Linked DNA regions of Homo sapiens: region 2 is linked to region 1. Evidence: read pairs that join two places in POLR2A ChIA-PET (ENCODE). Cell type or tissue: endothelial cell of umbilical vein. All regions are shown on one strand. Links, peaks and the distances in the headings refer to the core of each region. The heading gives the core; the rest is flanking DNA.

Evidence for each region. Peaks named below come from ENCODE experiments on the same cell type or tissue, not always from the same donor. Only the 100,000 strongest peaks of a DNase experiment are listed, where the experiment ranks them.
Region 2: POLR2A ChIA-PET joins it to region 1 with 6 read pairs; 1 of 35 experiments calls an interaction of 5 or more read pairs at or near these places.

What each region holds. Positions count from the first base shown.
Region 1 is chr9:13,136,505-13,144,625 of GRCh38, forward strand. It overlaps MPDZ (multiple PDZ domain crumbs cell polarity complex component), which reads right to left. Exons shown (of 47, transcript NM_001378778.1): 27 at 6,962-7,060; 28 at 3,483-3,645; 29 at 1,453-1,649; 30 at 208-299. Among named protein-coding and RNA genes, the nearest start is that of MPDZ, 140 kb to the right of the region's middle. In endothelial cell of umbilical vein, for the core only: no CTCF peak of the experiment used is centred there; DNase peaks (open chromatin) are centred at 3,317 and 4,507; H3K4me3 peaks cover 232 bases; H3K27ac peaks cover 2,037 bases.
Region 2 is chr9:14,063,435-14,071,555 of GRCh38, forward strand. It overlaps the pseudogene ATP5PDP3. Among named protein-coding and RNA genes, the nearest start is that of LINC00583, 140 kb to the left of the region's middle. In endothelial cell of umbilical vein, for the core only: no CTCF peak of the experiment used is centred there; a DNase peak (open chromatin) is centred at 3,577.

The sequences.
Region 1 (8,121 bases), core at 1,763-5,762:
TTTAGTAGAGACGGGATTTCACCATGTAAGCCAGGATGGTCCCGATCTCCTGACCTCATGATCCGCCCGCCTCAGCCTCCCAAAGTGCTGGGATTACAGGCATGAGCCAGCATGCCCGGCTACAAATGTTTTCTTTTCATTCAAAAGAACTCAGAGAAGAAATGCTAACAAAAAGTATTTGGTAAACTAGCAAAAGAAAATGATCACCTGATAAAAATTATTTTCACTTTAGAAGGGGCACATTTAATGATTGATGAGGCATTCTGATGACTTCTTCCATATAAAATCTGACCATTGATCTGTGAGAAATAAATATCATTAGTTGGGCCTGAAATCTTAGTATCATAAAGTTTTATCATCCTTCCTCATTAATGAAAAGCACATTTTTTCTTCCTTTAAAATATATTTTATATTAAATGTTATATATTTTCCTCCCCAAAACATGAAACTGACTTTTCATGGTGAATAAAGAATAGCTCATGTTTAAAGCCAGCATTAAAATAATGCAAATGAAGTCTGACATCCATGAACTGCTGATAAAGAGGCACCACTTGGACCAACTGCAGGAGAGTAGACAACAAATTTCCTGGCAGGCACTGGGCTCCCAGCATGCTCTGCACAAAACGAGGGCTCTGTGGAAAAACTTGCGACCTGCAAGACCATCCTGGGAAGTTCCTTACTGTCATATTTCCCACTTAGTCTCAAAACTCAAGCCCTGGAAATAGGTCACTGGGAGAAGAAATGCTAGGTAGATTCAGGATTTAGGCAGCAAACTGTGCCTAAACAGCACAGTGCCTAACGCAAATGACTGGCTCAGTCATTTGGTCATTTAGCCACTGCCTGACTGAGCCTCCTGTGTCTATAGGGAAACATACTCAGCATGAGAAGAGTATAAAGGCAGTATAAAATCATGTGGATCCCAGCCCAGGAGGGGCAAGGACAAACAACACAAGCAAATAAAATTCTAAACCCTATAAAGTATGGTCCACAAATTTATTTTGTTCGGCAGGCTGAGTTACTGCTTGTTCTTTAGCCTTAACCTTGACCCCACCCCACCTCACCCTCATCACTTCTCCCATTAGTGATTCAAGTTCCAGAATGTCCAGTGGGTCAGCCTCTGGGGAATGACTGGTCACTTGGCTTTTCAAAAACTCCTAATAAAAATGCAGCACACAAAACAAATGCTTTTGAAGTGTAAGCTTTATTACTATCTTGGGGCAAAAATTGTTTCTGGTGCTACACAGTCATGACCTTTTAATGGAAGTTAATGGGAACATGGACTCTACTTGGTAGAAATTTGGTTTAGAGCCAGATTTGCTGCAATGCATCTATTTTATTAAGCAAGCAATGGCTTTCTCAGTCACTATAAGGTATGGGTGATTTTCTGGAAACTGACAGTTCCATTACCCTTATAAAACAAGAATAAATTCAAAATTTTCCACAAAAACTTACCTCTAGAAGCTCATCTGCAATTTGCAATCGACCATCTTTTCCTGCAGCTCCATTTGGATCAATCCCCACTATGAAGACACTCATCCTGGATCGGTCTTTGTTCCCAGCAAGACTTAGGCCCAAACCACTATGACCTTTCTCCAGTTCAATCATATGCAGCTCGCCTGTTAGGGTTCCATAACGCTCTCTGATATTTTCTACATACAACAACAACAACAAATACATATTTACAGTTAATTTACAGTCAAATGCTTTACTGTGGAAAGCTATTTAGTTTTACCTCAAAAGGACAGATTTTATACCAAAATGTACGCTTTGACAGTTAAAAGCTAAATAGACTAGGCACTTGGGCATCAGGACTGGTTTCCTGGAGGACCCAAACTTTGAGGAATTTCTTTGCATCTAGGGTGCAGAGAGCACAATGTCTGATTAATCAGTTCACCTTGGAGTGGTTACACCAAAGAGAAGTAATTCATTTTACAAACTCTCAAAAGACTATGATTAAACCAGAAACTTGATCATTTGCAGAGGAGAACAGAACTAAGGCATCCAGAATATCTGTGTTCACTGATCAGTGGGAGCTTTTCTCCCATAGGAATTTCAACATTGTGTATCACATCATGTTGGGCAGTTGCTTGATAGATATATGCAAAATGAAGAGAATGAGCTTTCTTATTGCACAGAGCTATTAGGCCAGGACAACTTGATATATGTAACCCAGTTTTGGGACACACGTCCTAATGAGATGAGACCATTTACATCTCCTACCCCACATCTTCAAGAGGTGATGGTTATTGTGCACCCTCTTTAATCTAAGAGGGCTGACGCCTCACGCAGGTGCTCCAGTGCACAGCCACAGATGAGCGACCAGCCAACAGCCAGCACTACTTGACAACCATGTAAATGAGCTGTCTTGGAAGTCCAGCCCAGCTGGGCCCAGTCACCCACTGCCCTTTGATAGATTAATAATAAATTATTGTTTTATGCCATTACATTTTGGGGTGGCTTCATAATAGAAAACTGAAACATTTCAGTTCACGTTTTCCTCAAGATTACATTCTGACCACATTGATTGTTAGCAATATGCTCTAGTGTCACTGAGAACAGACTGCGAAAACTACAAACTTTACCAGTCATCTTAGAAAACGTTATTATATGGCTAATGGGCCAATGCCATGCATTCTACATTGATTCTTAACTGCATCAATTTCATAAACTATTTCCTGACTCCTTCCACAATACAGCAGCACAACTTTTATGTTCTGTACTTCCTAAAAAGATGTACTACAGCTTTCTTAAAGGAAATAATTCGATTTTTAAAATAAAACTTTTTAAAACAATGACATTGATAACTTTGGGCTAAATTTTAAATATTTTCCTGCAAAATGGTATTTCCTTAGAAAAGAGAGACTCCCTATTGGTCCTAATAACAGCTGCCTATGAAAGACTGCTGGGCGCCAGGCACTGTGCTTAGCACTCTTGGCACTATCTAATTGAATGTTAGCAACCTGAGGGGAGAACTCCATTTTAAAAAGAGAGATAACCACTAGGCTAAAGCTTAGAGACAGTTAAACAGCTTAGTCAATGCCTAAAGTTTTTATCTCCACAATTATACTATGTCACCATTCTGGTATAGAAAATACACCAGAAGTTCAAGGTGTGATATCAACAACCAGAATATCCTCATTCACATGAGGAATCTGATGCCCAGAAAGGGGTGGTGACTTGTTTGAGACACAGAGTGGCTGATCCAATACTAGCTTCTGAGAGAGTGCCCTGTCCTTATTAATTCTCATACAAAAGGCAGAGTGAGCTTTAACAGCACTTTTAAAGGAAAGGAAGAGCATGATTTCATGCCTCAGGAATGTATGCTGTATTCAAGCAAAACAAACACTATTTCTTTCCACACAGAATTGCAGTATATATCACAAAGCTGCAACATACTTACTTATCCAGGGCGAAATCCTTGAGAAACTCAGAGCTATTTTAATACCTCTTACAATTAAATGCATCACAAAAACACAACTTACTCCAGCTGTAACCAAACTCATCCTCTTTGTCCACATCTTGTGAGATTTTGCTTGCAGATGACTGTGTGTGATCACTACCCATTTCGGCAAAGGCTGAAGGAGGGGGTGGGGGCACACTGCACAATGGAGCCTTCTCTGGCTCTGACTCTGACTGACTGGGTGCCTGTGGGAACAAAAAGAATGCAGTGGGTTTGTACAGTCTAAGGAAGAAAACTTCAAGAAGAAGAAATAAGAGTATACTGTCAAAAACAAAGACTGGCTTTAAAATATCTAACAAATAATGGAAAGCTCATATATGTATATAATATATATATAAAATATCTAACAAATAATGGAAAGCTCATATATATATATAATACCTAACAAATAATGGAAGGCTCAGATTGTTAAATATTTTATATATATACATATATATATATATATGTATATATATGAGCTTTCCATTATTTGTTTGATATTTTAAAGCCAGTCTTTGTTTTTGACATGATATTCTTATTTCCATATATATCTATGTATATATATAGATAGATAGATAGATATGAAATATTAGATGGGATTCAGGTAAAGTTTAAATATATCAAACCAAGTAGTATCAGAGAATAATTCACTAAACTTTTATTTGCTATTTTAAGCCAATGAATTAATGAATTTGAAGTCTTAAATGACTTGGTAGAAAATTGTACAAACTTTCCCTTCTAGAAAAAAATGTCATTCAAAAGTTATAACTTTTGGGTCTGGGTAAGATTTGAGGCATCTAGAAAAATCTGCCAAGAAACTGCAGAAAAAAAAATTAACAAAGAAGTTGCCCTTCAAAGCTTATTAGTGAGACTAAATATAAATAATTATTTATTGCTACCTGAATCCTCTCTCCATATGATTCTCTTAACAAATCCAGGACAGCAAGTATCACACATGCAGGCTTGTCTACCAGAGAGCCAGTTTGTTAGCACAGAGCACACACTCGGATGTGAGCGGCATGGTTTTAAGGACAACACCAGCTTTCCCTTGCCAAGGCAGATCACAAGATAAATGAGGAAACACAGGAGACTCCTTAATAGAAAGCCAAAGCATGGCATACTGGCTGTCACTTAGGGTCATAGGTCCTATTTCGAAAAAAAAAAAAAAAAGTACTTGGCATCATCAAGTTCTTATATTGCAAAAATAATTGCAGTTTTTGCCATTAAAACTCCAATTACTTTTGCACTAACCTAATGTTACAGATGATCAAACAATGTTAGAGTTTGAAAGGTCTTTAAGTTGCTGAGTTCATTTTATTCACTTTGCAGATGAATAAACCTTTGGAACCTGAGGCTACAAGAAATGAAAGTTTTTGTTTCGAATCAAACAGTGGTACTAGACTTCTTTTTGCTTAACTCTTAATCCAGTGCACTTTCCATTATATCATGTTGTCTCCTCCAACTTGCATAAATAAGACAGTACCAAACTCAAAGGTCAGGAACATCCAGCTAAAGTTCTAACCTCGGTATGAAGTTGTCCCTGATACCTTGAACCTATAGTTTTCCTATATATCTTTATTTTACTTTTTTACTGCATAAGAATTCCTCTGATACAATGTTTTATTATATATGTTTATATCTAGAAAAATATTATGATTTTTTTTAAAAAACTGACTTCTTGTAAGGATACATTAAATGATAAACACGCACAAATACTTAGAAATTATTAATTGGTGCCACGAATTAGGATACCTAAAAATATATGTAACACTAGAACTATTTGAGACTGAATGCGACCTTTCTTTGTTGATTCAGAAAGCACTCAATTTTCTGGCAAAGCAAATCGCTGACTGATAGAGATTTAAGGGCGTAAGTGTCAGATTACAGAATCTGCTATATTGAAATGTTCAGTCTATATGTCATTGGACAAACAGATAAAAGTTACTAATGTAAATGGAACCCTTGTTATGTTCCCAAATGCTGTGCCATAAATGTCTCAAATTAATAATATACCAATAAAAATGAACAAACACACACACATAAAACCCTCATTTGGTCCAATCAAGTTTCATTATCATAGTAAAGAGGAGCAAGGTATGTACTTTAGAATTTTTCTGGCTAAAAAAAATTTACTTCTCTGTAAAATTTTATCAAGCATTGATTAAGTCCATTCCCTTTTTAAAAGGTAAAACAAAAGCTAATTTAAACTTCTCATAATTTTAACAAATCTATAGATGACATTTTATACATCTTGCTGCATAATTTTTCTGAGCTGTTATTTTAAGAACAAACAAACAAACAAACAAAACCTGCTTATCTGAAAAATTGTCTGGGATCTCAGGCACAACATTTTCATACTGTGAGTAAATCAAAATGGTGCCCTAACCTACCTGACTAATAAAACCAATATAAGCCTCTATTTACTTGAGGGGCAATCAGGTGTTATGTTTTCATATCCCTGACACCCTCATTCTCATCAAGATCATGTATCTGCCTCGTTAGTGACACTTTTTAAAATTTATTTATGAAAATATAGCTCTTTAACAAAGATTGTTTAGCCTTCCTTGTCAAAAATGCAGTGTATACTTGAGATCACTCCATGCCATGTATGTATACATCAAGTACAGCACACACATAAAGCACACTGTAACACACCCACATACGAAAATTCCACACTGACACAAACCTTAAAGGGTGTGGGAGCAAAAGGGTTAGTTGGGGAACAATGGAAGATAATTCTACTTGAATTCAGTAATTCCTATAGCAATAGAAAACATATTCCTTCAGATATAGCATCTTTGGTTATCCATATCAATAACATGGTATTTGTTACAATAACATGGAAGTCTGATGAATATTCATAAAGTGTTTCCTGAAAAAAATTGTTGATGGCTTTCTTCCTTTTCATGATCAAATTATGGTATATAAATTCTTATAAATTTGTGTTTCGATTTTGGTTTTATAATTTCATCAGAAAATGAGAAGATCCAAGTATAGATTTACGAGCATTGAAACAGTTACGTTTCCTGATTCAGGCAATTACATGGGCATGCTTCATGAATATTCAACAGACTCCTGCATGTACACATACACAATTATTTGTGCAGTGATTAACTCATGGAAGAGCTTTTATGATCACCTTGTAGAAGTATGAAAAGGATTTAAATCAACACATGGTTTTAAAGAAATTATGTGTGAAAGTATCATACATTTGGCAACTAACAAAAATTTAAATATCAGAAATTTTAAATGACACCAAAATGAAAGAAAGGCACTGGACTCATGATTCTCCCTTACTCTTCAGAAGGGCCATTTAATTTCAGCAATAAAAATAAATATTCTCTGGCAGGAAAATGTGCTTAAGAAAGGATCTGCATGCCCACTCCAAACAGCTTTGTTTTTTTGTTTTTTTTTCCCTGCCCAAATGTAGCAAATAGTGAACTGGGACAAAGACACAGTAGTAACAAAGAACAAAACATTTGCAAAAGGCAACCAACAGCAAGACAATGGGCATTATCCAACCTTGTCGGCGTTGATTTGTAGAGAGTCAGCAAATGGGTTAGTGCTGCTGAAGTTGTACTTAGGGTAAAGGTTGTGCAGCAAGGAAGGCAAAGGGGATTTCTAAAAGGAAACATAAGAGGCGCTGAACGCAAAGGAAATGTATTGAAAACAACTCAGTTTTAAAAGCAAAGTACATACCGATTTAAAGAACTGCCTGTGTGAAACTAGATCCTATCAGATCCAGTCATTAATAGCAACATCTTAAAACAGTCTGGAACTAAAGATTTGTCTCTAATGACCTGAATCTATACCTGAGTCTAAATCAGGCCACAAACCACAAAGGAAACTAGTTGTCAAACTGATCCCAAATTTCTTTTATTTTTGCTCAATGTCTTCGGTATTACTAACAGAGGCACATATATTTTGCCCATCTTATATATTAATACATGTTTTATGAATACCAGTAAACATGTTCAAAATTAAAACCACAAAATTTTTTATCTACATCTAAAAGCTAATTTTTTTTAAATAATCTGTCTAGAATGCAAATTATAAATTGGTCTGCTAGTTCACTGGCAACCTTCATTATTCTTTTATTTTGCATCCTAGTAAGGAAACTTTCCATATTTTGACTGGATATTAAAGTGCTTCAGAGCAATTGTATTTTTTAAATTAAAAAAACAGTAATTTATTAAAAAATGAACTCCTGTAGAGTGGTGTTCTCTATTTCTGCCCAGTTTTTGTGGAGGTAGAAACATGGAGATTCATGTTTTAAATAAATTTCCTATAAAATTGCCCATATTACTGGAGAATTTATGAGGCTTTAGATAATATTTGAAGTCCTGCCTTAGAGTGTTTCTCAGAGGTTTTGTGGCTTGCCAGTAATAAGCCCTGAGCCAGACTGTTAGAGTTGAAAATACATATTAAAGTCAGGATGACTGCCAGATAGAATTTAGCATTTTCATAGTTTAAAAAAAAAAGTAATTTCCTTAGCACAATAAATTCTTCTCCTTCTTTTCACACCCGCTATCTTTTTCTTTTATTGACTATATCTTTCAGGGGAAATTGCAGACATTTAAAATTCATTTTGGCTCCAATTAAATGTTTGTGTTACTTTTCTCTATAAAAAAGCCCCACTGGCAGGCATCAAGTATAGGGAGAGGTTGTCATGTGACACCACG
Region 2 (8,121 bases), core at 1,426-5,425, 930 kb after region 1:
AAAGTGTACCCCTGAACACAGAAATGACTGTGAATTCACCTTCCAACCTTCTTTGCCGCCTTGACAATTGAAGGCTATAGCTGGCCCAGTCCTCCTTCAACCTGTCCCTGAGCTGTAGCCCCTACAGGGGTCCGGTGGCTTGATTTGATGGCAGATCTTTTCTGAGAAGCAGATGTAGCCCCAGGGGCTCAGGTAAATGGCTTTCCCTCCTTTCCCCCTAAAGCTCCCAAACAGAGGTTTCCTTTTCTTTCCTCCATTGAAAAATTGCCAGCACTCTATACTGTACAGCTAACCCAAAAACAGGCAATGGAGAATGATGTTAATTTAAACTTCTGCCTTATTAAGTAACAAAACCCAGAAATAATGTGATCAAAGCCAAAAGACACAAACTTCTGCCATCTTTCTTGAGATAAAAGCAGTAAAACACCCATTAAATGAAGGAGGCTTGGACACTTAATAAAAATAGCTAATTAAGTGTTGGAGTAACTTAGCATTTTGCCTCATGAGTCCTGCAATACTCAAGACTAGCCTGTATCCCTTCCAATCTCACTCCTTCCTGCTGTGGTTCAGGCCATCACATAATTCTTTTTTCGTTCCCTTCATTATGTGCCAGACTGTTGTATGTACTGGGAGTACAAAAGTCAACAGTAGACCAGATTCTGGCTCTAGAGCAGCTTATACTAGTAGTAGTGGATTTGGTGAGCAGGACAGAACAAGCAGGTGTTAAATTCTTAGACAAAATAAATCAGCATAAGAAGAATGAATGGGGGTGGGAGGAGACAGGAGCTGCGTCTTGGCCATCTCATCAAAACCCTGAAATGCCCATAACCCCTCTCTTTTTGTGTGTCCTGTTACAGAGTCTATTTTTCAGTGGTGTGGGTGAATTCAGTGCTATACAAGTTTTCTTCTCTCCTCCTCCTCCTCTTCTTTTTCTTCTAGTCTGCAAAATTTTTGAAAGTGCCTACAATACGCCAAGTATACAAAAAATAAAAGAGGCCCAGTGCTCAACCAATGAGGGCCCACCATCTGGCTATGAAGGCAGAAGTTCACATCAATAACCCTGATCAGGATAAAGCTGTAGTTTCCTAACTTTGCCAGGTGACAGAGCTATGAGCGGTGAGTTTAAACTGCAGATGCCTGGAATCCACTCCAGATCCTGCCGAAATGAAGTAGTGTAGAGTGGGAGGGGGACAGAAACACTGGAATTTTAATCAACCCCCCCATTAATTTCAACGTATAACAAAAGTTGAGACAAAGATTGAGATCTACAGTATCAAGGAAAACACACTGGACTTAAAGGGCAGAAGTTACTAAAGCTCCTTAGGACAGACCCGCAGCCTTATTAGGTTTGGGATTCTGAGCTTAGAATAGTAGCTAGGCCCAGGTGCAACTCATTCAATGGAAACATTAATGAAAGAAGATATAAGTTCTAATCCAGAATAAATCTGGTCCAGGTTCCTGTATAATAAAAGAAATAGTATCACCTCTGATTAGTCTTGTGTAATTTAAATGAAATAAAATAAAATATGAAAGAACTATTATTGTATTTTGCACATAATAGATGTTCTGAAATCGACGGTTTTCACTAGCCTTGGCTTCTTTCTATAGATCTAGATCATTGTGATAAATGCTGCAGTGGGATTTGAATTTCACTCCAACTTTCCTTCAGTTTTTTTTTTTTTTTCCTATGAGCAGGAAAATATTTAAGAGAAAAGCATCCTTATTTCCCATTTTTCTTGCTAGTCAATACTAATGGATGGATTTTTTTTCTTTTGCCTCCAGCCAATTTGATGAGAAAAGCACAGATAACACTCATCACTAGAAGCTGACTATATACACACTGGTAGCCAGGAAAATCCTAGAAACATGGGCTAGATGGACTTTTCAGGATCAACTGACTCAACCCTTCTGTATTTTACATCACAAACCTGGGGGCCAGAGAAGGCAAGTAATTTGTCCACGGTCACAAAGCCAGCTAATGGCAGAGCTAAGACAAATACCTAATGAAATGATGATTTTCAGATTTTCTCTCTGTGGTCTTGCACCCCAAGGATCATGAAGGAGATAGGGAGTGGGTGAAAAGAGTGGCGGGGTCCCTCCAGTCTTACTTCAACTAGAGAAAGTCAGCTTTTTATCTCTTTTGTATAGTTAAATGTCCTCAGTATAATTTCATTTGAAGACACAATTTTACCACTAAAGAGAATTGAAAAACCCTGCACTATACCACCCTGGAGTTTTTGTCACAGGTTGTATTATTTGTTTCCTTCCTACTACCTAACTCATTGCAACCATTATAAGAAAGCAATAAAACAATTGTACGCATGGTGCTTGGAGCCTAGAGTTTCCATGTTATCTTCCATCCAAATGTCCTTCTTGCCTAAAATAAGATCAAAACATCACGAAGCTTTCACTGAACATGTACAAGAGAACAAATTAATACAAGAGACCCCATAGGTTTAAGATTCCAAGTGCTTAGGAGATAGTGAAAACCAAATAAGGGAAGTCTTCTCAAATATAGTGTTGTAGATTTGGAAATAATTAATTAGCTCTTCATTATTAGAAAAGTATTTCAAATCTGCTTATGGTTAGAAGGTTAAGTCTTAAGGTTCCCCTTAAGACTTTTTAACCAAGATAAGTAAAATGTCTAGCTAGGATTAAAGGTAGATGTGCCAGGGGCTGCTACTTGCTTACCCAATGGCCATTCTCTCCTTGTGAACAAACATCAGTTTTACTAAAGGAGGAAATGGGCTTATCCAAATATGTATCCAACCTCCCTTGCAGTTGGGGGATGTCACGTGACCGTATTATGAGTAATGTGATAGGAGTATAAATGAGAGAAGGACTCCCGAAATATCTCTTAAAACAAAAATTGGCACATTTATTTTTGCCTTTTACTCACCCAGTTTTTCCTGTGTGAACATGGACATGATTGCTGGCATACCAGCAGTCACCTTGAGAGCAGGAGGATAGGAGTTATGCCCTAGGGCTGGGCGTGGTGGCTCACACCTGTAATCCCAGCACTTTGGGAGGACAAGGCAGGTGGATCACTTGAACCCAGGAGTTCAAGACCAGCCTAGGCAACATGATGAAACCCTGTCTCTAAAAGAAAGGCAAAAATTAGTGGGGTATGGTGGCACAAGCCTGTAGTCCCAGCTACTTGGGAGGCTGAGGTGGGAGGGTCACTTGAACTTGAGCCAGGGAGATCTGATTGTGCCACTGCACTCCAGCTTGAACAACAGCGCAAGACCCTGTCACGAAAAAAAAAAAAAAGTTGTACAAATGGAGGAGCACAAAGCTAGAAAGGCCTTAAGTCTTTCACGGCCTCAGCCTGAGTGCCCATCTCCAAATGTGTTTTACATGAGACAAAAATAAACCCCTAATGTCTTCAAGCCACCATTTTGTCATTGTGGCTGTTGTTTGTTTTGCTTTCTAAGATTTGTTACTAGCAACCAAACAGAATTCATAGCTTCGTAGGCAAACCGAAGTACTATAAATGAAGCTAAGCTTAAAAGCATTTCCTATGTAACAGGAAGCATTACCTGCCAAAAATCTGCCCAAGAAAGCTTGTTCAGGTGAGACTTCCTGACTTTTTTATGTTTTTCCAGCACTGAAATGTTGGAAAGTGCACATGAACAGTAAAGTACATGGGCAGCTATCCAAAGAGAATCATTGTATGTTTACCCAGCACCATACAATGAACAGTGCTGGATACGTGTTGTCCATGTGTCTATATTCCTAGGACTCAACTGAATAAAAGAAAGAGAAAATTCAAATCGTTTTCAAGACAGACTTATGTGGCCATTTAGGCCACACCACTAACTTTGACAAGACCATTTTCAGACTTGCCATATGACTGTAGTATTAAATGACATCCATATTTACCACCCCTTTGCTTAGCCTCTGTATCAGTTCTCTTAGGCAATGTAGACTAAAAAGCATAAAACCACTGAGTCTCAAGTAGGGCTTCCAAAGCCATGACGAAGCATAGGAAGTGTGCATTGAACACATTTGTATACGTGTCAGGTATAGAGAACAGCAGAGTCAAACAGAGCATGCCTTTTGAAGTCCTGAAGTTGACTAATGAGCTGGGTAGAAAATGGCATTGCGAATGTTTCCCTCTGGCCTCTGCAAGACGGAGGCAAGCAGCCACCCTCAGGATATCTGCTCAGCAAGGCACTGGGAAGATCACTGGGGAGCTCAGAGGCACTCAGATACAGTTATCAGCAGACACAGCAGCAAACTGGAGAGCCAAGAGTGTGGTCATCTAAATGCCAGAAGCAGCCTGCCTCAAAGACCTTCAGTGGAGACCCCAAATAGGAAGGACCAATAGTGGCCAATGATGCTGATGGACACATAAAAGATTGTGATTTACCTAGCGGCATTTTTAATTTCTATAGGCAGGCAACACTCTATACTTACATAATAAGACAGATTATAAAGTGTGTAATTGACAGATATACAATATATTCTATGAGTTAAGACTATACTGACAGACACAACAGATATACAATATATCCTGTGAGTTAACCACAGAAAGTGAGGCTTACAGAGATTAAATAAGTTGTCCAACATCATATAGCTCATAAGTGGCAGCCAATATTCAAACTCAAGCCTGTCTGCCTCTAAAGCCCATACCAATAAATCCTATACCATGTAAGCTCTCTAAGAGGAAGACCTTCCCAAAGTTAGTGGCTAGGGGCCCTTACTGAAGAGTTGTAACTAAAGAAAGGGTCCTTTTGCTTCGATGAAAAGGTTGGTGCTAACCTTTTAAGTGGTGGTAAAAAGTGATGCACAGCATTGGAGTGTGGAAACGTCCTTGTGTTCTGAGAAGAACATGTGTTGTGTGTTGACTTCTCCAGTGGATGCATGAGGTATATGCGAACAGTGGGTTGGAAGACAGCCTGCAAAGCTTTAAACTCCAACCAAAGTAAATACATGCATCTTATTGGGGTTTTTTAGGGCAGTTGTGGCCATATATTAAAATTTGAACTTTGTGCTTCAGGAATGGGGAATAAGCACAGGGAAAGTAGAGGAAGCCATAATCTAGAAAAATAATGGAATTGCTTCATAGAGGGCACCACCAAAGCTTAACTATCTCTGTGATAGTGATAGTCAAGTGCATAATTTATTTCAGCTTATTGCAATGTTGAAAATACTTCATGAATCCCTTATTTCCATCTTCATGAATCTGCAAGGAATCTAAAGACTCTAAGTTGGAAAACAATGGGCCTGGGGAAATTCACTATGGGGAAAAGTGCAGAGGGAGAAATCACTATCACAGAGACAGTTAAGCTTTGGTGGTGCCCTATACCAAGCAATTCCATTATTTTTCTAGATTATGGCTTCCTCTACTCTCCAAAACCTGTGATTGTTCCCCATTCCTGAAGCATAAAGTCCAAATTTTAATACATAGCCACAGCTGCCCTAAAAAATCCAGTAAGAGCCGCTAGGTGCTGCTGTGGACTATGGGCCGCTGGGGTCGGTGAAGGATCCCAAGATGGCTGGGCAAAAACTTGCTCTAAAAATCATTGACTGGGTAACTTCTTGGGAGAGCATATCCCGAAACCAAAAGGCCATTGCTAATTCCCTGACATCCTGGAATGAGATTCTTACCTCCAGACTGGCTATTTTACCTGAGAATAAACCATCTATTGACTGGACTTACTACAAGGCCAGTGTGGCCAAGGCAGGCTTGGTGGATGACTTTGAGAAGAAGTTTAATGCCCTGAAGTTTCCTGTACCAGAGGATAAATACACTGCCCAAGTGGATGCTGAAGAAAAAGAAGATGTGAAAACTTGTGCTGAGTGGATGTCTCTCTCAAAGGCCAGGATTGGACAATATGAGAAACAGCTGGAGAAGATGAGGAACTTAATTCCATTTGATCAGACGACCACTGAGGACCTGAATGAAGCTTTCCCAGAAACCAAATGAGACAAGAGAAAGTATCCCTATTGGCCTCACCAACCAATCGAGAATTTATAAAGTTGAGTCCAGGAGGAAGTTCTGGCCCTTATATTACACATTCTGGACATTAAAAATAAAAATACTTATGTAGAAAAAATCCAATAAGATGCATTTATATACCTTGGTTGGAGTTTAAAGCTTGCTAGATATCTTCCCCCTCCCCCGACTGCCTTCATGTACCTCTTGTGTTTACTAGAGAAGTCAACACACAACACATTCTTCTCTGAACATAAGGACGCTTCCACACTCCAATGCTGTGCATCACTTTTTACCACCAACTAAAATGCCCTTCCTTGTCCCCACATGGCAAAATATTATCTGTTCTTAAAGGCCTAGCTCAAATGCCAACTCCTTCTAGAAGCTTCCTTCAGGCCTGATGCCCTACTTTACCTCCGCATTGCCCAAACTGAATTGCCCCAAGAGAATGTATTGCCCTTTCCCCTTTTCACTTTTTTTAGGTCTCTATTTGATACTGTATTGCTACTTCTTTCGCTTAAGTGTGTCTGTGAGCTAAGTACCATAATTTATTCATATATGAATCTCTAAAACTTTGCAAGTTTCTGATATATATTGAACCATGAAGATAGAATGCTTGAATAAATTTTTGTAATATATAAAAATTATATATATTTATTGAGTACAATATGATTTTTTTTTAAACAGAGTCTTGCTCTGTTGCCCAGGATGGAGTGCAATGGCGTGATCTCAGCTCACTGCAACCTCTGCCTCCTGGGTTCAATCGATTCTCATGCCTCAGCCTCCCAAGTAGCTGGGATTACAGGCATGTGCCACCATGCCCGACTAATTTTTGTATTTTTAGTAGAGAGAGAGTTTTGCTATGTTGGCCAGGCTGGTCTCGAACCCCTGGGATCAAGTGATCTGCCCTCCTTAGCCTCCCAAAGTGCTGAGGTTACAGGTGTAAGCCACCATGCACGCCCAATGTGATGATGTTTGGAAATAAGCATACACGTAGAACACTCAATCAAACTAACTTTTGATTGGCCAGGTGAATGTCTCGGGTATAACCAGTAATCCAGGTGCTCCCCTTTTGGCACTCACCATTCTGACCTTCGAGCACTGATTGCTGAACAGATGCTATGGTGTGATCTCATTCATTCCAACTTCAGCCAGCAAAAGGGTCTCCTGAATACTCGGTGGAAATGTGTCTTACTGTAACTTCTAACCCTTAGTCCAACTTGTGTTTCCTTGAGCCTAAGTTACATCAGTCTTCCATGTGATAGAAATTCAGTATTTTACACTAATGGATGACCCAATCCTTCCAGGTAAGCTTCAACAGTGTTATCAAGCTATCAACAGTGTTATCGAGTTCAGTTTTTCTTTATACTTATTGTGCCTACAGTAACTTTCACATTAGTTCTTCAGAGTAAAATAGAGCTTCCCAAAAATTGGGGGATGTCACAGCTTCATCTTTGCAACGAGAGTAGGAACTTGGTCAACCATTAGTGTTCAGGCTTCTGGTCACAGGTGTGTGGATTGGAGAGCATCTGCTTTTTCACAAAGAGCAGCTTAGACAATGGAGGCCTCACGGGAGACAATCATGTGTAAGGCTTTGTGTCGGGGCTAACTGACCAGTTCAGAGAAATAGAAGAGTCATCTAGGAAGGTTTCCTCAACTTCCCCTCATCAAGATATATTTAATACTCTAGATTATTCTCTGCTGTTTTTCCAGAAAAGAACTTAATGACTTTCTTCTTCCTTTTTCTTAAATTGGAAGCAAGAAATATACTACCTGAGCAATATGACCATACCATATTAGGCTGTGCTTGTTGGAATAAGGAGTGTCTACCTTTAAAAGTAAATCAATACGTGGTTTTAAAGGATGCCACAAGTTAAGCAACATAAATACTTACATTAAGCTTCAGTAATCATTTGGGATCCATCCGGGGGAGAACAGCACAACCAAAAACCTAAGTTTGCCTCTGCAGGAGAAGCTCCAAAAAGCTCAGGCTGGGTCTCAAACAGTGATTCTCAACTCTGCACATTTGATTCACCTGGGGAGCTGTTACCATTAGCCAGGCCCACTCCTTTATGAGATTCTAATGCGAAGCCAGTATTGAGAATCACTGGCATAGAAAGAAAATGGCGGCCTGTGGAAGTGGGGGTCACCAGAGAAGCTGGGAACCCCTCAGAAAGAGA